Regions from separate parts of the Mus musculus genome. Here regions 1, 2 and 3 are each linked to region 4. The links are chromatin loops, found by intact Hi-C in ENCODE. Cell type or tissue: left cerebral cortex. All regions are shown on one strand. Links, peaks and the distances in the headings refer to the core of each region. The heading gives the core; the rest is flanking DNA. Region 1 holds the start of AW551984 (expressed sequence AW551984). Region 2 holds the start of Olfr148 (olfactory receptor 148). Region 3 holds the start of Zfp202 (zinc finger protein 202). Region 4 holds the start of Olfr957 (olfactory receptor 957).

Evidence for each region. Peaks named below come from ENCODE experiments on the same cell type or tissue, not always from the same donor. Only the 100,000 strongest peaks of a DNase experiment are listed, where the experiment ranks them.
Region 1: a loop joins it to region 4, with 4 times the contacts of the local background. A loop is called at or near these places in 16 of 42 quality-filtered maps.
Region 2: it touches region 4 in a loop (16-fold over the local background); 16 of 42 quality-filtered maps call a loop at or near these places.
Region 3: a loop joins it to region 4, with 2.7 times the contacts of the local background. A loop is called at or near these places in 2 of 42 quality-filtered maps.

The regions. Positions count from the first base shown.
Region 1 is chr9:39,600,599-39,606,655 of GRCm38, reverse strand. It overlaps AW551984 (expressed sequence AW551984), which reads left to right and starts at 3,004. Exons shown (of 20, transcript NM_001199556.1): 1 at 3,004-3,129; 2 at 3,345-3,441; 3 at 5,819-5,876; 4 at 5,986-6,057. The coding sequence starts at 5,834. In left cerebral cortex, for the core only: no CTCF peak of the experiment used is centred there; DNase peaks (open chromatin) are centred at 2,574, 3,432, 3,796, 4,032 and 1 more place; H3K4me3 peaks cover 861 bases.
Region 2 is chr9:39,609,003-39,615,059 of GRCm38, reverse strand. Olfr148 (olfactory receptor 148) reads right to left here and starts at 1,491. Exons shown (of 1, transcript NM_146505.1): 1 at 559-1,491. The coding sequence starts at 1,491. The coding sequence ends at 559. In left cerebral cortex, for the core only: a CTCF peak has its summit at 2,885 (motif pointing right); a DNase peak (open chromatin) is centred at 2,895.
Region 3 is chr9:40,189,495-40,195,551 of GRCm38, reverse strand. It overlaps Zfp202 (zinc finger protein 202), which reads right to left and starts at 3,236. Exons shown (of 7, transcript NM_030713.2): 1 at 3,115-3,236. In left cerebral cortex, for the core only: a CTCF peak has its summit at 2,879; DNase peaks (open chromatin) are centred at 2,771, 3,263 and 3,886; H3K4me3 peaks cover 1,609 bases; H3K27ac peaks cover 1,079 bases.
Region 4 is chr9:39,505,980-39,512,036 of GRCm38, reverse strand. It overlaps Olfr957 (olfactory receptor 957), which reads left to right and starts at 319. Exons shown (of 1, transcript NM_146745.2): 1 at 319-1,254. The coding sequence starts at 319. The coding sequence ends at 1,254. In left cerebral cortex, for the core only: a CTCF peak has its summit at 2,870 (motif pointing left); a DNase peak (open chromatin) is centred at 2,852.

The DNA of each region.
Region 1 (6,057 bases), core at 366-5,365, 95 kb before region 4:
GAAAATATCCATACAACTCTGAATGTGGAAATACTGACCTGGTGCCTACCTCTAAATTCTAATGTCTTTGATGTGGAAGATATTCTGCAGGTTACTGAAGAGAAATATAAATATGAACCCATCTACCAAACCTTTGGCCTACAACCTGCCTTACCTGTAAGATATGCCAGGGCAATGGTAACACAGAAGTTGTGAGAGTAGCAAACCAATATCTTATTTGACATAAGGCCCACTCCATAAGCTGAAACTCATACTCAATACTGCTTGGGTGACCAAGAACAAAAGACTAAATAGTCCAGAGAACTAGGGAAAAGTCAAATACTATTGATCTAACAAGAACAGCAACAATAACAGCAACAGGTATCAATACAATGATTCCCAAAGGTATTCTGCTATACTGATAGATATATCTATCATCAGAGAAGCTTCCTCCTGCAACAGATGGGAACAGACACAGAGACCTACAGGTAGACATTACTCTCTCATTAGAGAGAGTCCTTGAAAGACACAGCTCTACATGGGATTTTTCAACTGTGCTAATTTCCTGAGAGCTCAAGGAATCCCTTAGAACAGGAGGCAGAAACACTGTAAAAGCCACCGGGGATAGGGTCCTCTGGGTATATAGTATAATGTATTCTTAGTATTTTATGGAACTCCTGACTGAATGTGCCCCAATGAATCTCTGATTTTTGTTCCTGCTCTTGGGGGTATTTTCTTTTTGTTGATTTGACTTGTGCAGCTTCAATGTGATAGTTTTGCTTTATTTTCTATCTTATTCTGTCATATTTTTGGTTGGGAAGAAAGAAAGAAAGAAAGAAAGAAAGAAAGAAAGAAAGAAAGAAAGAAAGAAAGAAAGAAAGAAAGAAAGAAAGAAAGCTGGAAAGGAAGGGAGGAAGGAAGGAAATGACTTGTGTGAAAACTGAAGGTTGGGATAAAGAGATTATTAGACAGTCATGAACAGAGTTTAAGCATTATTTTTACAAATGTCTAATTAAAGTTAAGAAAGAAGAATATACAGAAAATGGAAAAGGTACAATATTAAAGGCTGGTAGCTTTCTGAAGTGATGAAGAGAAAACTCAGTGTCCAAGGACATGATAGATGCTGGGTAAGAAGTGACCAGAGTCACTTTCCAGCATCCAGGGGCCTCTCTGAGTTACTTGGGGGAAGGGCAACGCTTTCTGCTCCTGAGGCTTTAATAGAGAAACAGTCAGGTGATTGCTCAGCTGGCAGCTGGAGGAACACAGTTTGGGACTTCTGAACTAGGAGAGATGGGAAAAGAGAGAGTGAGAAAAGAAAAAGCAAAACTTAAAAAAAAAGACAGTGAGGAAAACAGTTTCAATGACAAAGATAAAAATGAAAACAGGAACATATGTAAGGAAAGTGTAAAAATGGTAAATGAGTGCAAATGTCTACTACAATAAGGGAAAACTGTGCTCTTTTCAAGACAAAGAAAACAAACAAAAGAAAAAGAAAAAGAGAGACAGGAAGAGAAATGTCCCAATGGCTTGTTATAAGCCAATTTTTATGAGGTCATATTCTCAATCAAGATTTCTTCTTCTCAAATGACCCCAGCTTATGTCAAGTTGAAATAAAACTAGCTAGTACTGTTGGGTAATCATATTCCTATCTCCTCTTATTGACAAAATACAAATTCATATACCAGTGCCTTTCATATATACACAGATGTATGTACAATATGTATGCATATAAAGTGACGTTTTTCTTTAAAGGTTTGATCATTGGACTCATGAAAAACTTTAAAATGGAAAAAGTAAATTACACATTGTTTTAAAATAAAGTTTGGATTTATGGTTAACTATAAAGTTCTATTTATTTGTGTATATTTGCCATAAATACTCCCCAATTCTGCTTCTTACAAGATGTGTGTCATGTCTCCTCTGTGGAAGACAAGTTCTAGGTTTTTATTTCAGCACAATGGAGGAAGAAATCTGTTTAGTATGCCAGGTTTTGGCTTTTGCTGGTAGATAGTCCAGCAGACAGTGAGCAGCACCAGATGTGATTTCTACAGTGTGTGCCCTGAACGGAACATAACCTGGGGATGGAAGCCAGGATACCTCAACTTCAACTCAAACTTCAAACTTCGAAGCGCTGATGTAAACCCATTGGTAATTAAATTTGTTACAGAAGCACCGCATTTCCACACCGGGTCTTTCTGTTGTTACAATTTTAAATGTTCACGTGAAGAAGGATTTGCCTGCCTTTGACTTTGCCTGGTCTGTGATCCATCCTCTGCATCTTGGAAATTTAACAGGGATTCTCTTCCTTGCAGATGCTTCAGTCATAGAGTTGCTATGTTACAGCAGAGCCAGAGAGGTGGGCGTGTTTTCCAGGAAAATTAATCCGCAGCTGTTTTCATTTTTCTTGACTCACAGCACCGGGATTTCTGGGGAAGGTAAGAGCCAGCGCTGCAGACATCCCTCTCCCAGCTCTGAAAACACCCAACCACTCCCATCCCGGACATTGCCTTCCCTTCCCCGGCTCCACTTATTCAGGAGGCCCATCCCCCTTTAGGGGCTTGCTTAAACTGCAAGAGCCAAGTGTGGGGAGTGGGTACTTGTGAGTGATTTCTGCGCCATTGGAAGTTTATCGGGATGCAAGAATCCTTTAATCATCTAATAACCTCAAGCAAGTCCCTCTTGTTCTCATCTGTCTTAAACCGTCTCTTTCTCTACTTCCTTAAATCTTTGGCGCCTACTTCTTCAAACTCTGAAGTTCCTTTCCTTTCAGTCAATTAAGTTATCAGCTTTATGTAAAATTGTGCCATGGGAGTGCAGTTAGAACGAAAACTGAAAACTGATTGGAGCTCTTAAGTTCTTAAAATAAATAAATATCAGGAAGTCTTGAGGTGCTAAAAATCAAGAGCAGACAATTGAAAATTGAAATTACCCCCCCCCCCAAAAAAAACTATGTAAGCTCCCCTTTCCAAGTCTCCTCCATGGTTAGCTTCTAGTTCCCAGCAGCCAACAGCAGGGGAGTGGCCAGCTGTTTCTTCACACTCCCGCCCCCTTCACTGCAGTTGTTCTGCCCTGAGGGTCCACACCGGAGCTGATCCCGGGTGACTCACTGAGAAGCCCTCGGTCTTCCACGTCCACCACCAGCAACAACAGGTTCTTGGATCTTGGTCCCACCTGAGGAAACTCTCTACCTTAGATAGACACTTTTCTCATTTTTTTTTCCCCCCGAGAGACAGAATGGAGCCTTGCCACAATTGACTGTTTATATGAGAAAGGGTGGAGTGGTCAGGAAAATCCCTCCGCGAGCGAAATTTACTATGAGGTTAGATTCAGGAAATAAAGGATATTTGTTTTGTTTTTCACTACAGGTGACTGTGGTCTGCCTCTCTCCTCTCAACCTCCTGCAGTGGCCACTGCCAGCCTGAGATCTCTGCTGCCAGACACAGTACATCTTTCAGCCCTTGGGTGAGTCTCCTGCTCTAAGCTTCCTATTGATATTAGGCATTCTTTTCCCTGGCCTCATGCCTTTCCTATACATTTTGTCTTATTTAAAGGACGCCCCCCGCCCCCCGTATTTTTTCCTAGATACTCTGTGTTTTCATAAATTATCATCTGTTGCAATTCTTGCTTTGCTGTCAAGCGGTAAAACATTTTAACAGCCAGGATTTATTCCGCAGCTGTTGAAGAATAACAAGTTGAGCCAGAATCATAGCTGCTGATTTGTGGGAGTGGGTGTGTGTGAGTGTGATCAACATGCAGATTGCGCGCTCGCTCTCTCTCTCCCTCTCCCCCCCCCTCTCTCTCTCTCTGCGTGTGTGTGTGTGTGTGTGTGTGTGCCCGCGCGCGCGCACGCGCTGCCTATACTAAGCAAATGCTGTATCACTAAGATACGTCACAACTCAGATTTGTAATTGCTATTAAAATGAGGATGGTTGGCCCAGGAGTAGCACTGTCCACTGCTTTGGAAGCTTTGAGGTAGGGCTGTGCCACAAAGAAAGACAAAAGCCCTTATTTGCATAGTTGTAGGAAGGTGGAGGTATTTAAATCAACTGCCCCTTCAGCCGGTTCATCAGCATCAGAGCAACAGTTGTCCTGAGCATGCTGTGTGTTCCAGGCAGTGCCGCTTCAGCTCCAGTGAAAAGTACCTTTGTTGGTGCCTGCCACTGCAGCTCAGGTCATTTTTTTCTCTTTTCTTTTTTCTTTTTTCTTTTTTTTTTTTTTTCACAACGGGGGAAGAGAAGCTAGGTGATGATGATCAGATACAGAATGCTCTCGTGGAAAAATTTACACCCATCATAGGTGTTAGTGCAAAAACGGTGTTCACTTGCGTGGGTTTTTAGTCTCTTTAATAAAAACATTAAGAAAGAAGCTGACTTAGAAGGAAGTTCCAGGATGGTTATATTAGAGTTGGAGGAAAGAAAGACAAACCACTTGGCATCTGCTAGAAGGAGAAGAGAGGCTATCCATGCCCTTAATATAGGCATTTATGTGGCTGTCAAAGGAGAGTTTGGGTCTATAGAGAAACATCTAGAAAGCTTGCCCTACTACCATAAGCCAGTAGGCAATAGAGTCCTGTGTGACAGAAGCTCTGTGAACTCCACATTGTGGGAAGGCTAACAGTTACCAGGGTAAATTATCTCGTTAAGAAGACAGTCCTTTCTCTTTAGCTGGCTACCTTTTGGAGAGGCTCCTGACCTGGTGACTGACAAGCCCAACTGTATTAACTCGTAAGATAAGGATAACAATATATAATGTATGGCTCTAACCAGGGCCTTAGGTACAACTCAGATTTTATTCTTTTCACCTGGAAGAAGTACCTCTCCTTTAATTGCTCCCCCACCACACCCTGCAAAGCCCTCATACCTCCCCATTTTCACATGGTATTTTCAATCCTGAAGTGGGGCCAGGCTCATGTTTCTCTTCCGAATGTTACCAAAGCCATCTGAAAGGGAAGGGTTCATCATTCCTGATGGACTTCAGGGTCCTTAGAACCTGCATAGCTACCAAACAGGGAGACTCAAACAACATACGGACTCCGTGATAGGACAGTCATGGCCATCATAAAGCATGAACTCCTTCCATTTTTTTTAAAAAACCATAACATGTTCTAGCTTTAAAAAATATTATACTATTATAGAAACGAAATGGGATATCTTACTTTTAAATTGAGCTTATGTCGCATTTATCTTATACATGTGTAAATTAGAAAAGCTGGGAGGTGACCTTGGTGATGTATTTGCATTCTGCCCTCTAGGACAACTCACTTACAAGGAGCCAGAAGGCAGAAGGCAGACAACCCTTGAATTGCATAGCTGCTCACATAGGTCTCTGAGTGGTGTGAATGAGATAATAAGCAGGAGATGTTTATTGAAAAGTAGTGACCATGACAACAGGAACACTGCTGACGTCATTGATGAAAGCCTTCTAAGGATCTGCCCCAGGTCTAGAAAGCTCGTCCATATGATTGACACATTTTCATGCTGGTATTATGGTTCTCATTTTAGACAGGACATACTAATGCTTAGTGGGGCTAAACTTATGACACCTATTCAGTAGGTATGAGATGCACTGTATTAGTCATACTTTAGGGAAAGTAGAATTATTGTATAAAGCAGCCTCAGACATTTCCTGTTAGTGGACACCTCAGGACTCATATCTTCCCACCTAGTTTGCCATTTAATAAAAACCTTATCTTTGACATCTCCCTCTCCTCACACCACATCCTTCTTTCTAGCTCTAAAACAGTCACTCTGCATGCATTCTGCCAGAGAGATGTCAGGTGGTGGTATTTGAGTGCTTGACTCTAACGATGTACTATAGGAAATGATGCATCTTTCCACAGAACCGCAGCTTCAACATGGTGCGTTCTGGCGGCTTACTCACTAGCATAAGAGATCCAGGTAAGCAAGAGCCAAGACTCTTAGTGCTGGATTCTTTAGAAACTAGGGAGTTCTGTGGGTGTGACTCTAGCACATCTTGTTGAACTACAGAACCCTGATCTTTCCCTAGTGGCACTGAAGAGCATTGCTGTGACTCTGTCCATCAATGATTTTGTGGCTGGTGTGTCTGCAACCCTAAACT
Region 2 (6,057 bases), core at 668-5,667, 100 kb before region 4:
GGCAGATTGTGTGACCATATAACATCTTACTGTTGCAAAAAAATGTTAGGTCATTTTTAAATAATAAAATAAAATAAGATTTAATACAAAACACCAAGTAACACTTTGGAACAAAACATACAAACACAAGGAAAAGAACACAACAGAAGATACAAAAAACAGAGGCCCACTGGTTCTTACATTCAGCAGACCCATAAAAACACCAAACTGGAAGCCATAATGAACAAGCAGAGCACCTGGTGCAGACCCATGCAGGCCGTTTGCTTGCTGCCTAAGCCTCTGTGAGTTCATATGATTTTTGCTCATGTTGATTTAGTGGCCATTGTTTCTGTGGTGTTGCTCATGCCTTCCGGCTCTAACACTCTGTCTCTTCTTCCTCTGGGTTTTCTGAGTCCAAAGGGGAGGAATTAGATAGAGATATCCTGTTTAGGTTTGAGTGTTCCAAGGCTCTTATTCTCTGGTAAATATCTGGCTGAGGGTCTCTGTATTTGTTCCCATCTGCTGAAGGAAGAAGAAGCTAAGAGATAAAGTTTTGTATACCATCATTAAGTGTACAATTCATTTCTGACCATGAAATGTTATATTCTGGAAAACTCTCCTTAAGGATCTCTTCACTTCCTTGTTCCTCAATGAATATATTAAAGAGTTGAGCATGGGTGAGACAATATTATTTAATATCTGCACCACAGCCCCAAGCAGAGGGTTTGGTGTGCGCTGCAGGTAGATGATGATTACAGGTCCATAGGCACAGAGAATGGCAGTGAGGTGGGCACTGCAGGTGGAGAATGCTTTCTGCCTGCCCTCTGCTGAACGGATCCTCAGAATGGCAACCCCAATGTGTACATAAGAGACACAAACACTGAAGAGAAGCATCAGAGCCAGAAAGCCAACATTGATGGAACCCACCTTCCGGGCCAACTTACTGTCAGTACAAGCCAGGGGTAAAACTGCAGGAAGATCACAGAAGAAATAGTCCACTTGGTTGGATGCACAGTAGACTAATTGAAAGGTTAAAGAGGTCAAGATGGTGGCATGAAGACAGCCCACTAACCAAGCTATTATTACCAAGCTCACACACACTCCAGGCTTCATGATAAGCATGTATCTCAGTGGGTGACATATCGCAACATAACGATCATAGGCCATCACAGAATAGAGGCATCCTTCAGTAGAACCCAGAAGGTGATAAAAGAAGAGCTGGGCGGCACATCCTTTGTAAGAGATGGCTGGACTCCTTACAGAAAGATAAAATAGCATCTTGGGACAGGTTACTGATGGGAACAACATGTCAAAAACGGATAGAAGTCCCAAGAAGAAATACATAGGTGTGTGAAGGGTAGATGAAGAAATGATTGCTGTAAAGATGAGTGAATTTCCGAGCAAGGTGAAGAAGTATATGAATAAGAACACCACAAAGAGTAAAGTCTCCAGTCCTTGTGTCTGGGGTATTCCGAGAAGAATGAATTCATTGAGTAGTGTGTAATTATCCATTATCTTCAGAGGTGGTCTTGGTGGAAACAACTGTCAACTATACATGAAAACAATGAAGCAGAATAAATATAATAAATTCAACATTAATATGCTAATCATCATTTGTGATAAAATCTAAAGTCAGTCTCTTGGCCTGTTCATGGTTATGAAACAATACCCATCATTACACAATACTAGATACATCATGCAGGAAAAAATGCTTGATTAATTGATATTCAGGAGTGCGTGTAGATAGAACACACCTGGTTAGGGTGCACTTTTTGGTAAGGACTCCCTACTGAGTCTGGAGGCAGTAAGTTTGGCCTCAGTGAATCAAAGGTTAACTAAAGAAAGAGCATCAAATAGTCTTTTCTAAGAGATTAACTGGAGAGTGAACTCATGAGCCCATTAGTTCACTATACAGGAAAATGTCTTGCACTGTATCGCTATAGTTCTATCTCTGCATACTTCAAAAGGGAAACTAAACACACACACACACACACACACACACACACACACACACACACCACATAAATAGACACACACACACACTAAATTTAACAATTTATTTTAGAAGAGAATCAAATTTAAATTTAGTTTCATTAGACTTGTCTAATCATCGCAGATGATGTTAAAATTGAATTTTAAGTATTTTCCTAGAAATACTTGCGATTAGTGAGTATTAGTATGATAATCCTTCCTGATTTTCTGTGATGTTTAACAAAATGACCTGAAAACTCAAGTTTCTGATTATTTGATTATTATTTTCTGATTATCCAATCATTTGCAGAGTTATTCAAAGAGTTCATCAAACAGACTACATGGTTATCAGATGTGAACTTGGGGGTCACAGCTTTCTTAGAACAATACAACAATACAACAATTGATGAGTTTCCTCTCATCCTGCTGCTGACAACACACTCCTGCTCTGTGCTGTTTTCTGTCTATGGAAGGATAGAAGCAAGCTCCTGAGACTCAGACATCTTTTCGAGAGTTTTGTGGCTAGTTGTCTATCTCAAAGGTGTGGTTATTAGATATTTTTGTAACAGAAACTATAAAATGTGTAGTATAAAAATACTTGAATTAATACAAAATTATATATGATCATTTTTATAGCCTTAGATACCATATTCCAGAATTACATATAATGGTGTGTATAGGTACTGGGCTTATACCATGTTTCCTTTTCACGGAGTGCCTAATGTGGCATAATTCATTAGTTCAACTGTCTTATTTCCCTAGTGCCATTTGATAATGTTCATAGACAGCGTATCCTATCAAGTTCTTTCAGTTTTAGTTCTCTGTGTTTTTAGCTGGAAGGAAGTCAGATTTCTTTTTTTGTTTTTTACTATCCTCTATTTCCAAAGAGGTTAGTTTGAATTTATTCCTAACTGTAGAAGAGGTCTTGGCCACTGGGTGGCTCTCATGCTATGCATCATTCTGCATAGCCTCCTGGGATGTTTCAGAGCCTGCAATTAATGCACAACAAATAGCTGTCATTTAAGTACTTAGTATTTGAACACATTCTTAGCAAACACATTTAAACAGGTAGTCTAGAAAACTGTGGGTTGTGATATGTGAGCTTCAAACTGTGAGAAAATAATGAATAAATAAAGGTAATATTTTGCAGTCAGAAATCAAGGCAAAATAGATGAGGAAGTAAACTTGAAACTGTGTGTTTTTCCTATCAACCACCCACTAAATGATTATTGTTGATTAAATTAGAATATATCCCCACCCTAGAAGCACTGTGAAGTTTAAATATGACAATGTTCATGAAACAACTTTGAGAATTATAGACTTCTATTGCTATCTTCTGGGAGAGGGGGCCATAAGAGAATGAAGATACGAGGAAATATTTTTAAGATTTTTTGTCTAGGTTGGTATAGGATGAGGACCACCTTGGGCTTGGTTTTGGTTAAATGATAACCATTGTTTCACAAAGTCACTGTAAAAAGTACATAAGATAACAGTTTTGGAAAGCATTGATACATAGTGTGATTTTATCCAATCATTTATTGTGATTATACTTATTATAGGTAGCTTTGTGTTAGAGATTTTAAGAAGATGCCTGCATAGAGGTAGTAGTTCCTAACTTAAGTCCAGATGGGATCATTCAAAGAAGCAGGGTTTGGCCAAGACCAAACAAAACTGGAATGCAACTTTTAGAAAGTCACCCCATAGGAACACATGAGACAAATTGAGCCATACTACAAGAACTGTTTCCAGTCTCCAGGGAGTCAGGTTGCTTACTTTTATATATCTTTGTCTCATAATTGTTTTTCTCTCTGTAAAGAATACACTAAAACTAACTTTTTATGCATAATCACATTATAATTCTCAGAATAGGACAGATGTTCAATTAATTGGGAACAAAAAATAGCTCCATTCCAACATGTCTGTGAGACAGAGAATGGGGAAAGGAACCTGGGCATCCTTCTAAAGGAGAAGGAAGCCCCCATAGTCATTTTCCACACTAAATCTATATCTCTGCATTCCTGGAGAGAGGACAATACAAAACTGAGAGACGCAGGAAGAGATGATATGAACACTTACAGGAAGAGTGGATTATAAATGACTCAAAGATGAAAGACAGAGTTCCCTCCTTCTGCTATCAGTTTCGTCTTTGTAGGTGTGCACTCCCCACCATAGTCTTCTCCTTTCCCCTAGAATTGGGTATCTAGTTTGCAGCTTCAGATCCTACTTGCTCTTCCTTTTCAGTCAGAATCACACACAGAGGTTGTTGTATATCTGCTGGGACCTGGGGTGATTTCCTTTGTCATGAGAAGCTAAATCATCCTACATCTGTGGAACTTCAAACGGCTTCTTGATCCCTGTAGAGCCCCATCCTCAATCTATCCAGAGGCTCAGGGAGACTAAGCCCTCTGAGTGTAGGAAACAATTAAAAGCAGAGAAGAGTTTCACAGTATTCAAGTGGGACCCAGCGTGTGAATCCCTTCAGACCTTGTTTTGAGGGTTGGTTTTTATCACAATGTTTGTTTTATTTATTTATTTATTTACTTTTCTAACTAGGGCAAGAATTTCATTGACTCCTAGTGTTTCCAGGGACCTTAGGGATTTCATTTGCTCAATTGTTCTTGCTTTCAGGTTCTGCCTGATTCTTTATTTCTTATCACTTCTTGTGTCCAACTGATCAGAAGTCATTCACAAAGTAATACAAGTTTAATAGAGGCAGGAAATGCTTTTATTCGAACAAGCGTATACTTATTTCAAGCAGAAAACTCTTCTAATATGAAAACAAGGGGGAAAATGAATTATTTTCAAATATTAAGTAATGGTATACTTAAGAATGACAGACTTTTGGATTGATATATCAAATCTGAAATAGTCTTAAATTCTAGTCTTTCACACTATAGTCATTTACAGAAAACAGATAATTTTATCAACCACCACCCAGGCCAAACAGACTTGTATGAGAAGATAAAGAAAATTATTACGAAGCCCCAAAACTTCCTATTACCTAGTGGTGTGATAGAAATGAAAAAGTCATAGAACATTTTGTTTTCTATTTGTTCTGGTGACAAAGAAACCTACTATATTGCCAGTCATGTATGCATTTAGTACATATAATCTTGAAAAATATATCTTTAATAGTGATATAACCACTTTATTGTTAGATTATATATTATTATGCATTTACCATTAATCTAGACTGTACTTCTTTTATGTACATAGAAGGGAAACATACAAGGAAAGAGCATGCCATCAGAGCTTATGTGCCCTGCACTTGGGGGTACCTTCCACTGCCTCAGGAGCAAGTAACGGACTTGTGGCATGAGCTGAGTGAAGTTCCAGAGGAACTTGCAAAGGGCCCATTTTACCAGACTGTACCTGAAATTAAAGCCCATGATGGTATTTTGTATTACTTAGCCCCTTCATTACCAAATATTGTCTTTGTCACTTAGTTATTTTCATGTTCTTTTATTTTGTATGTCAAGGGCTGCATGTGGAGGCCAGAGGACAACTTTCAGGAGTCAGTTCTCACCTTCCACCATTTGGATTGAGATTAAATTTAGATGGGCAGGCTTGGCAAGAAGCACCTTTGCCTACTGGGTTATCTTTCTGCCCTGTTGAGATTTTGGATGATCTATGCAGATCTTCTCTGCTGGAAGAATAGGCTAGAATACAGTCTGATGCTGTAGACAACCTTATTTCAGTTTTCGTGTACTTTTATACATGAATGTAAAAAATTCAAGAAAATTTGTTAGAATTCAGAAAAAGCATGATGAGAAAAACATTGTAAATAAACACCAATCAACACATACTAAATATTAACAGAGTAGCCTTTTGCCAGAATTTTCTCAAAACAGACCAATTTAACAACAATTCCCAGGCACATACTATAGATTATACCTGAGAAAGCACAAAAGCAAGGCAAAAGGTCATATCCAGATTCAGGGTATGTTGACCACATTGTGTTATAAAGCTATGCTCTGATATTCAACAAGAATAAACATGTCTTATAAGTTGAATGCAAATGTTTGTCAGAGCAGTAGTGAAATCAGGTCTAAGAACAATACAGGGAACAAAATATACCTGAGATAAAGGTCCTCTGCTCTTTCCCTC
Region 3 (6,057 bases), core at 767-5,766, 680 kb before region 4:
TTCCAGATCTTAGGATGCTAAGGAGGGGCTTCAAGATTAACAAAGACAAACTCTTTGTTTACTGTTGGATTCACAATGGATCAGTGAGGGATAATGAAGGAGGCTTATTTAAGAACCGAGATAATACATATTTTAAGAGAAAAAAACCTGCATATCTGGCCATTATGACCATGTTCATTAACCTCCACATGAAGTGAATCATCCTACATTTAATGGGTAGTACCCAGGATTAGTTACTGACTTAAATAATGTGCGTCAATCTTTAAATACAAATTTAAGGCAAAATGCCACAAATTAATCTGAAGCTGAAAATGTAAGGGACATAACACTTGACACCCACCAGGAAGAAAACAGCATTTATTATTTGGCAGCCAAAGTTATGCAGATATATTAAAATTCCCACAACAAATACAGGCAACAATAATCTTACAACAGAGAAAGGATCACTTAATAGGAAAAGGATAAATAATAAGACAATAGCTGGACCCCAGGAGTGGATGTAGGTAACTCAGGAAAGTTACTGTCTATGTGTATACAACCAATACATCCTGGCTACCTAGTGCTCTATGCTAGGTGATTTCCTTCTGGCTTGGACTGAGGCTCTCTTGCATATATATATGACAAAGGTTGGGATCTCTGTGGTTTGACCTAGCAGAATCTGAGAGCACAGAGGAAATCCCAGCAGTCATTCCTCGTGGGTAGTTTAGTGTCTTTTCCTTGGTAAGCTGGGACCCCTAAGCAAGGATATGTTCCTAGACCTGAATCATTCTTCCAGGTAGTTTGCGGGGAAAGAAGCTCAATAAATACACGCCTCAACAGAAGTACCGTAATTAGTGGGTGCCAGCGCTCCTAGGTGATAAGTCCTTCATTCAGACAGCTGTAGGAATTGGGTATTAAACATTCTAAGTTCTTTGGGGAATTTATCAATCAAGTCTACCTTGCTTTACTGTTCAATAGAGACAGACTGCTTTAGTATCAATGGTGAGAAACTTTGAGGGGAGAAGTGCACAGATTTGATTCAGTTCATAAGCATACACTGAATATTATATCTCCTACTATTCCAAGTGCTGAGCAGAGCGGGGAAGAAGCCGTGACAAAGTTGATCAGGGAACAGCAGGAACTTTAGCACTATCAGGAATTCACATCGAAACCTAGAATAAGATCTGACCTGTGATCAGCAATGGGAAACTCTTTATCAAGGGAATCAAGAAAATCAAGGGAGCTGGTTGCAAGCCTTTACTCTCAGTACTCATGAGGCAGACGCAGGCGGGACCCTGTGAGTTCTAGGCCAGCCTAGTCTTTACAGTGAGTTCCAGGACAGCCAAAGCTATATATAGAGAGACACTGTCCTAAGACAAACAAGCAAGCAAGCAACCAAACCAAACCAGAAACAAACCCTCATCAGTATTTCATCTTAACATGCCACAAAAGATAATAGAGCATTTGGCTTTCTGTCTTAAAAGCATGTAATATCATAAATAACTCACACTCGAATGGTAAGATCACCCATCAAAGATTAGTCAACACTACTAGTATTTGCAAGTCTTTGTCCTCAAACCTCTGTAAGGCAGGTACCAAGAGGGAGGTCTGGCCAAAAATAGTGTTTCTCAAAATGGTCAATACAGAACACAGAGCACCACTTCAGTCTTACATGCGGATTCATGTATGATAAACTCCATACCCACTATCTGGGCAAAGGAAGTAAATTTGAGGTTTCATGCAGAAAAGCACAAACTTATCCAGCAACGCTGACATTCAGGCAGGAGAGGAAAATAAAACAGAAAGCCTAGGGTTGTTTTATGCCTGTGTTGAGTGGTATAGTCACCACACCTGTATATTCTGAAACGACAGGAGTCCCTCAATAGTGATGTAGGTCTTGCAGTGGCCTTGGAATGACTGTCTCCTGCAATTATACAGGTAGAATGCAAAGGGTGTGTACATAGGAGACAGGAGGAAAGGTCAGCAGCTGTCTTAGAAGAAAAATGTACTGCCTTCCTCCTAACCCTTTTATGTTAGGCAGCAATAGCAGAAAGTGACTCAAGATATTTGATGGCCTCCAAATATCCCACTGTCACTTGCTTCTCCTAGCAAGCTTCTCACAGCCATCCTGACACTTCATTGAAACTGTTTTCTGGATTAAGGTCCATGGGGCTGCTTCAAAGAAAAAGCTGCACAGAGAGATGCCTTGTGACTTCGTTGCCCCAAGCTTTCCCTACTGCCTTTCACCTGTAGACTATGGACAGAATAACCTGACAGCAAAACCCTAGATGTGGCACTCCTAACCACGACCAAGACGATAAGCTGGACCTAGAGATCTCCCTTTGGGGAGTTCTGCACAGAGAAAAGACAGCGCTATCCATGTGTAGAATACGAGACAGCCACAGCCCAGGGGAAAGTGTGTGAGAGGACCAGGTCGGCCATGGAATAAAAAACTAGCAAACTTTCAGTCCACTATGGAAAGTCCCGCAGATGGTGAGATGAGCTGGAGAAGAGGTCCCCGAGCTGGTTGTCAGGGGTAGGAAGAAAGAAGTTCAGACAGTGCAGACAGTAGCCTCTAGCTCTACAGGGAAGTTCTGAGCCTGTCACTAAGCCAGGTGAGAGCCACACGCTAGACGGCCAAGGACTGGCAAGGATCACAGGTGATAAGATCGCATGTGAAGGGGGCGGGGTTCGCTGGGAAGGAGGGAAGGCAAAACCTGCAGGGAGGGCTCTGGAGCAATGTGCGATGCAGAGTGAAAAGTCTGAAGAGAGGGGAAGGTGGGCGTCAAGGGGCCTAGGCTACACCCCACTGGCTTCTAGCGCACCGGAGCGGTTGGTATGGACGCAATCCGAGGGGCACAGTGCATGTCCGCAGGCCCCCAGAGGGGGCGGAAGGAGGTGGCTGGGCAGAGAAGCCTGGAGTGCCACCCTTGTCTCCGGACGTCCCGGCTCTGGCCGCGAGGAGGTGACATGGTTACAACGCCCAGGCCGCGGGGACCCCGCCGCCACCCCTTCCCTGGCAGGCGCTGTCCCCCGGCGCCGGGGGGGCGGGGTCTGCTGCCCCTCCCAATGCTCCTGCCCTTCCCTCCCCGCCCGCTGCGGTGCCCGCTCGCCGGCCAGGTCCCCGACACTCACGTCTCCCGCGGCTCCGGCGGCTCCTCCCCTGCCCGGTGCTCCCCCACCCACTCCCGGCCGAAAGAGCCGAGCGGGATCCGAGTCGCGCGGGGCCCAGCGGGTCGGAACACGTGGGTCCTCTGCGCCCGGAACCGGAAGCGACCACTCGCCCCACCTCCAAGGGGTGCTGGAGCCTGTCTAGGCTGTAGGAGGTTTGGTCCACTCGTTGTGTTCCTGTTGGTCGAAGCCTGGGGCTTCTCCAGTGAGACCCATGCCGGGAAGCATTCCCTGGACTGCTGCCCTCTATGGCCAGTCCCCTTTGCGGCAAACCCATCACCTTCCTAGGCGTGGTATTCATTGTCCACTTCCTACAGGGTTTTGTTTTCATCTTTCATGTTGGTTTTGGTATCTACATCTCCACAAGAGAATCCCCTCCTTCCCACGCAGTTTTCTTTTCCTTCAAGCATGGAAGAATAAAAAAAGAAAGGTTTAGATTTGAATGCTGGCTCCTTCATGCACAGCTGTTGCCGGGCCGCCAGAACATCTGCCTGTCAACTCTGTCCGTCTTGAAAAAACACAAACTGTTGGTCTTAGAACTAAAAACTGGAAGGTAGACTGAAGCTCAGTAAGGAAATGGTGGTGTTGTCTATTAACCTTTGTGTGCTATTTTGGTGCCTCTTTGCCACTGTCTTCCCTGATCTAAGTTGTTCATTTTTGTCTTTGTCCCTAACACTTCTATAGTCCATCTTGCCCTGAATGTCACATGGTGACATGTGCAAGTCTTCTCCTTTCAGCCATTTCTTGAAAACCGTTTCCGTTCATGGGACAAACTGCTCGAGACTGCTTAGCATACTTTGAACTGGACATGTTAATTGCTTTTGCTAGAGAGGCAGCTGTGTTCTGCAGAGGGTGTTACAACACCCTTGATCAAAGCTTTGTTGAAGCCCCAACTGGAAGACTGTTCTTCGGTCAAAGGAGTGGATGGAGTCTACCTCTAGCCTGGCTGAAGACCGAGCAATCGTGAGATTTAATCCAGTTGTGCCCAGCCAATCACCTGACCACCCCACCAGAATGCAAGTTCACTTAATACCGTGGTAAAAGACATGGGAGTTGGTGACGGTATCCCTTTAATGAGATAGATAATGTACTTTTTCAGAAACCTGATTCTGTTCAGTTCAGGCAGTCAGTGCCAGAATGGGCAGGTCTGTCTGCCCTTCTGAGTCCTGACTAAGGTATACTTTTCCCCTCCTCCTCCTCTTCCTCTTCCTGTTCCTCTTCCCCCTCCTCCTCCCCTTCGTTTTTTTTTTTTTTTTTTTTTTTTTTTTTTTTTTTTTAAATCTTTATCTGAGGACACTGGACAGAGCCAAAGTATGCTTTTTCTGTTACTTGGAGCCTTTCTATTATTTTCTGAAGTATCCCTCCCTCTGCTGCACTATGTGACTGCTTACAATGACAGGTTTGTTTTCTTCCTCTTGTCCATTTTCTTTTTCTAGGCAGGGGCTGAAACTGAAATTTAGTTTGCCTGCTCTGTTTTTTTTTTGTTTTTTGTTTTTTGTTTTTTGTTTTGTCTAATAAAATTGTCTTTGAGGTTTCTTCTTAGTGCATTTTAAAATTCTATCGTTAATGGGGCTAAGTACCCCGAGAAGGGTACTAAGTAATGAAGGTTTAGTATGAGAATTTGCTCCTCCAATTATGGAGGCTGAGATGATGGTGCAGGATCTGTGTGGACTGCAGAATGGAGAGCTGAGAAACTGGTGGCGACATCCAGCCCCAGAACAGGTAGGTGAAGGTGGGGTGTCGCTGCAAACCCGGCATCAGCAGGTTCCAGGATCAGGTTCTTGGTATATCAGGATGAAACAATGCCTTGCCTTAAAAGAGGGTATTTTGCTCTCTCCTGCCTTTCTCTTCTATTCAGCTCTCAACAGATTGACTGAGACCCACTGATTCAAGTGCTAATAACTTCCACACTCAAACACATGGCAAGGGTGTGTAAGGGACACAGATTTTTGTCCAGTTATCTGGGCATCCCTTGGCCTGGTGAAATAGACACAGACTTTTCCTGGATCAAGTTTGGTCCTTTGTTCTCTTCCTTTCATCACTGTTACTTTATTCTCTGTAGATTGTTAAAGATGACTCCATTTTCTTTTTTTTTCTTTCCATTTTTTATTAGGTATTTAGCTCATTTACATTTCCAATGCTATACCAAAAGTCCCCCATACCCACCCACCCCCACTCCCCTACCCGCCCACTCCCCCTTTTTGGCCCTGGCGTTCCCCTGTTCTGGGGCATATAAAGTTTGTGTGTCCAATGGGCCTCTCTTTCCAGTGATGGCCGACTAGGCCATCTTTTGATACATATGCAGCTAGAGTCAAGAGCTCCGGGGTACTGGTTAGTTCATAATGTTGATCCACCTATAGGGTTGCAGATCCCTTTAGCTCCTTGGGTACTTTCTCTAGCTCCTCCATTGGGAGCCCTGTGATCCATCCATTAGCTGACTGTGAGCATCCACTTCTGTGTTTGCTAGGCCCCGGCATAGTCTCTCAAGAGACAGCTACCTCTGGGTCCTTTCGATAAAATCTTGCTAGTGTATGCAATGGTGTCAGCGTTTGGATGCTGATTATGGGGTGGATCCCTGGATAAGGCAGTCTCTACATGGTCCATCCTTTCATCTCAGCTCCAAACTTTGTCTCTGTAACTCCTTCCAAGGGTGTTTTGTTCCCACTTTTAAGGAGGGGCATAGTGTCCACACTTCAGTCTTCATTTTTCTTGAGTTTCATGTGTTTAGGAAATTGTATCTTATATCTTGGGTATCCTAGGTTTTGGGCTAATATCCACATTTTCTTATCCAAGGCAATTTCCATTACTTTCTAGATAGCTTTGGGTAAAATCCATGGAATTATCAATTCCAATGTAGAGCTGCTTTTTTTTTTTTTTTTTTTTTTTTTAGTGAACATAAGGTATAGC
Region 4 (6,057 bases), core at 658-5,657:
TATTGTGCATATAAACAAAATGTTCATGAAAACCTACTGAAACAAGTAAGTCAAATTTTCAGAGTAATTACTGGGTGATTCTCACTCAGAAAGTACATGTTAGCACTCTTAGAGTCTAGAGTATAAATGATGACTGTCCTGTCTGATATTTGATTACATGCCTAATATGTTTGGGTCCCAGGGCTATGACTATTGATAAGGAAGTGGAGATATCAGGCAGAAAAAAATGAGTTCTGTTTGAAATTTTACAATGTAAAAGCACAGTAAGCACCTGTCTTAAAAACATAAATCTCTTTCAGCATAGGACCTCAGAAGAAAATGGCAGAAGGAAATTTCTCCATTGTGACTGAATTTATCCTCACTGGATTAACAGAGAAGCCAGCGCTACAGCTGCCCCTGCTCTTCCTCTTCCTAGGAATCTATGTGGTCACAGTCATAGGAAACCTGGGCATGGTCATGCTCATCCTGTTCTCTTCTCACCTGCACACCCCCATGTACTTTTTCCTCAGTAATCTGTCTTTCGTTGACCTCTGCCAGTCCAGTGTCATCATGCCCAAAATGCTGGAGAAATTTGTCATGGTGAAGAGTGTCATTTCTTATGCAGAATGCATGGCTCAGTTTTACTTATTTGATGTTTTTGCTGTTTCGGAGTGTCACATGCTGGCTGTCATGGCTTATGATCGCTATGTTGCCATCTGTAACCCCTTGCTATATAATGTTACCATGTCTTACAAAGTGTGTTCCTGGATGGTAGTGGGGGTGTATAGTGTAGGCTTGATTTGTGCCACAGGGGAAACAGTCTGCCTGCTTAGACTGCTTTTCTGCAAAGCTGGTGACATAAACCACTACTTCTGTGATCTTTTACCACTCCTGGAACAATCCTGTTCCAATACATTTATCAATGAAATACTAGGACTGTCCTTCAGTTCATTTAATATTACTGTCCCAGCTCTGACCATCCTCAGTTCCTACATCTTCATCATAGCCAGCATCCTCCGCATTCCTTCCACTGAAGGCAGGTCCAAAGCCTTCAGCACCTGCAGCTCCCACATCTTGGCTGTTGCTGTCTTCTTTGGATCTCTAGCATTCATGTACCTTCAGCCATCATCAGTCAGCTCCATGGACCAAGGGAAAGTGTCCTCTGTATTTTATACCATTGTTGTGCCCATGCTGAACCCCTTGATCTATAGTCTGAGGAATAAAGATGTCAAAGTTGCCTTCTATAAGGTTGTAGGAAGAAGAGAATTCATGTGAAATGAAGGACACGCTTTAAGCAAAACTTTACAACTGAAGAGGCCCCTGAAGTGTACAGCGAAGACATACAGCGCACCCTCATGAGTCATGGGGTTTTATGAATGCTTGTTTATTTTGAATAAAATGCACTGGACTCCGAGGATGAAGTCCACTGCCACTCTGGGTGACCCACAATCTAACTGTCTGGAATTACGTATATTACTTTTAAATAGGTTTTCAAATAGCAAACACATTTAGCTATTTTGCTTTGTAAGTCTGGAACACTGTTCTTTTTAGGTAAAATTTATTTTTGTTAAATCAGACAGTAATACATTTTCAGTAACATTTGAATTGCTTAATATTTGGAATTCTTGAACTTTTAAATTAAGTGTACTGGTAGTCACAGTTTTGAAATTATCACTTTTAAGTGAACAATTGTAACCATTTGAAATATAAATAAAAATACAATCTTAATTTTACTATACTCATAGAAATATGATCGACTATATATGAATAACTAATATGAGATTTTCTACTTGCAATGATAGACTTTACTGAAAGAGACTGAATTCTTTATGCACATGGTGGCAGGCAGGGCTGTGACATTCCTTCTGACACAGTTTCAGGATTACATCACCACCTTTGCTTCATAGGCCACTTTGTATCTTTCCCAATCTTCAAGGAAAGTTCATCCATTTAGTTTTTTCCTCATGACACTCTTGTGCCGAAGACACAGCTCAGAGACTGAGTGCAAACTGTTCTTGCTGAGACCTCAATGCTGATTCCTAGTCATGGTGAGCAGCTCACAACCTCCTTTAATTCTAGTGGCATCAGATTCTCTAGAGCAGCCCTCAAGTGCACAAACCCATACTCACTCACACATGTACATGTTATTAAAAATAAACCAACATAATTTTAAAATGACATTCTTTTACAGTTACATTCAGCTCAGCCATTTATTCACATAAAAACGGTAAAGTGGGAACATCGTTTTTCCGACCCCTGAACTTACTGCCATTCTGAAATGAAAAATGCATTGATATTTTGAGGAACCTGGAAACAGGTTTCCATTCACAAAATCCCTACCCTCTCTCAATGAAGCCAGTCTCTCCGGTGTCACCTAGACAGTATAAGGCTTAGGTTGTGCTGGTGACACCAAGGAGCCCCCTCGACGTATTGTGTCTTGAAGAAACTATCCCCATCACCCGACCCACTAGCTGTGACACTATCCACAGGAGGCTCAATTGCTCGAACTCCTTCTGGCGTAGTAAATGCAAGGTGAATTCTTTCGTCTCTCCTAGAAATGGTTCTCGGAGTCTAGCAGACAATACATTTCTGTTTTGTTTCTGGGGCATTCTACATACTCTTTGGTATTTGTGCCCAAAGAATGGAATACACAAGGTGGAGGATTTTCTGCCTGTCCAAATCATCTTTGGATTTTCTGCTTCGTTCTGTTGTTTGTCCCTGCACTACGATGTCAGCTGTGGCTTTCTGGTCTTTATATTTACAGACTTTAAGTATCTAGTCAGTATCTTGGATCTGTGATGTGTATCTTTGAACAAATCCCTGCAGCACAGGGGCTGCTCTGGCCTCTGTCTTCTACTTACTGTGCTTTATCGCCCTCTGGTGGATAGCGAAAAATTTCCATCTGCGCGTTAGGGAAACAACAAACAAGAACAAAACAAAAACATCAACAACAAACCCTCTCTTGGCCAAGGGTCACTATGGTTTTAATAATTTGACAAGAATGAATAAGGAAAGAAGTTTATATGCAGATTTCTTAGGAAATTTTAAAGTATGGATATTCCTCTGTAAATATTTATGAAGAACATTTAAATGAATTTATTTCCAATTTAAAAATAAAAACACAGAGGTAACAGTTTCATGCTTGAAAGAATCTACTGGATTTTTAAACTACAAAGTGATTTCTTCCATATCAAAGTCTCCCATATCTTTCTTTATCCATGGGGTAAAATTTCATGTTTTCCTCCCCTATCCTAACCCACACTGCTCCGTGCCATATGCTGTAATCACAATAATCTAATTTCACTTATCTAGAAGAATCATTTTTTCTAGCAGGTGATATTAAAGTCCTATACTTTCTTTTCCTGTCTTCAAAACATATAATTACTGCTTTTATTGAGTGGTTTAAATTATTCTTCACGAGCACATACTTTTCTCTTTTCTGTATAATGTTAATGCACTTTTACCGATCTCCTAAGATCATGACTTTGAAATTAATGTATTTCTTTTATGAACTTTTTGTTGTAAATAAGGTGTGCTTTGCAAGCCTGCCTGTCAGTGACTCAACCCATGTCACTCCCATCCCTGCCAGATACAGCACATTTCTACCAGGGACAGGCACCTCTTTCTAAAAGGCCCTGGCCATCCATCCCAGATTGCTCTTTCTGTCATGTTTATTCTCTCTCTCTCTCTATCTCCCTCTCTCTCTCTCTCTCATTTCAAAATTGTCTTTTGGTCTCTCTGCTCCCCCAATAAACCTCTTGGGTTAGGTTTCTTTCTTTCTTCCTTCCTTCCTTCCTTCCTTCCTTCCTTCCTTCCTTCCTTTCTTTCTTTCTTTCTTTCTTTCTTTCTTTCTTTCTTTCTTTCTTTCTTTCTTTCTTTCTTTCTCCTTCCTTCCTTCCTTCCTTCCTTCCTTCCTTCCTTCCTTCCTTCCTCCCTCCCTCCCTCCCTCCCTCCCTCCCTCCCTCTCTTTCTTTCTTCCTTTTTTCTCTTTCTTTACTTTTTACTTTTTTAAATTAGATATTTACTTTGTTTACATTTCAAATGTTATCCCTTTTCCTGGTTTCCACTCCAAAAACCCCCTATACCCTCCCCTCTCCCCCTGCTCCCCAACCCACCCACTTCTGCTTCCTGTCCCTGGCATTACCCTATATTGGGGCATAGAGCCTTCACAGGACCAAGAGCCTCTCCTCCCACTGATGACCGACTAGGCCATCCTCTGCTACATATGCAGGTAGAACTGTGAGTCCTACCATGTGTTTTCTTTGGTTGGTGGTTTAGTCTCTGGGAGCTCTGGGTTAGTTCATATTGTTGTTCTTTCTATGGGGTTACAAAACCCTTCAGCTTCTTGGGTACTTTCTCTAGCTCCTTCATTGGGGACCCTGTGCTCCACCCAATGAATGACTGTAAGCATCCACATCTGTATTTGTCAAGCACTGGCAAAGACGCTTAGGAGACAGCTATATCAGGTTCCTGTCAGCAAGCTCTAGTTGTCATCCACAATAGTGTCTGGGTTTGGTGGTTGTATATGGTACGTATCCTCAGGTAGGGCAGTCTCTGGATGGTCATTCCTTCAGTTTCTGCTCTGAACTTTGTCTCTGTAACTCCTTCCATGGGTATTTTGTTCACCCTTAGTCATCAGGGAAATGCAAATCAAAACTACACTGAGATTCCACCTCACACCAGTCAGAATAGCTAAGATCAAAAACTCAGGTGACAGCAGATGCTAGATAGGATGTGGAGAAAGAGGAATACTCCTCCATTGCTGGTGGTATTGAAAGCTGGTACAACCACTCTGGAAATCAGTTTGGCGATACCTCAGAAAATTGGACATAGTATTACTGGAGGATCCAGCAATACCACTCCTGGGTAATATCACACCCAGAAGATGCTCCAACATGTAATAAGGACACATGCTCCACTATGTTCATAGCAGCCTTATTTATAATAGCCAGAAGCTGGAGAGAACCCACCCACATGTCCCTCAACAGAGGAATAGATACAGAAAATGTGGTACATTTACACAATGGAGTACTACTCAGCTATTAAAAACAATGAATTTATGAAATTCTTAGACAAATGGATGGATCTGAAGGATATCATCCTGAGTGAGATAACCCAATCACAAAAGAACACACATGATATGCACTCAATGATACGTGGATATTAGCCCAGAAACTTGGCATACCCAAGATACAATTTGCAAAGCACATGAAACTCAAGAAGAAGGAAGACCAAAGTGTGGATACTTCAAGCTTTCTTAGACGAGGGAACAAAATACCCACGTTATGTCCTTGGCCTGATCTCTTAGTGTTACATCTTGTCCCTCAATCTCACAATGTTTCTTTCCATCCCTTTATCCTAAGACTTCTCATTTTATTTGCAGAATATTAATTCTGCAACTGAATCATTAGATGATTTTTATACAAATGAATGTGGACTAAACTTACAGTACTAAAAGAACTACTAAGTTTTATGTCGAGAGGCCTTTATATTGTTTGTATGGGAATTTGGTAGTGTCTTTGAGACTTTTGCAGCAGCTTTTGTTGGCTCTTGTTCTTAGCATGAGAGGCAGAATTCTGGAAACAGAATAACCACCCTACCTATTCCTGATGCATTTGCTTTGGGGTTCTTGTCTCCATGGTTTGAATAAAGAAATCCTCTCACGCCTACAACAATATTTAAAGGCAATTAAACACTGCCAAGAGATGAAGAATTAGTCTTCCTCAAGAATGAGCCCCCTGTTTCTTTATCCAATACCTAAATCATCATCCCTAGAAACAAACACTTGCCTGCCACACTGAGCAGACTGTGCCTGTTGTATTTATGTATTGAATTGCTTATATGCATGTGGAACAATGGATAAAAGAGACGATGCTGCAAATTGCAGAAGTGGGGAATATCAGACATGGGGTGAGGTTGAAGGGAAGAGAGAAGGGGAAAAATTATGTTATTATGTCTTAATTAAATAATACTAAGAAAAAAGAAATTCAGGGACCACACATGGAAGGTGAGTTTTAGAATGAAACATTTTCCCTCATATGGGGAGCTGTAGAGAAAATAACAACGTCAGAGCTCCTT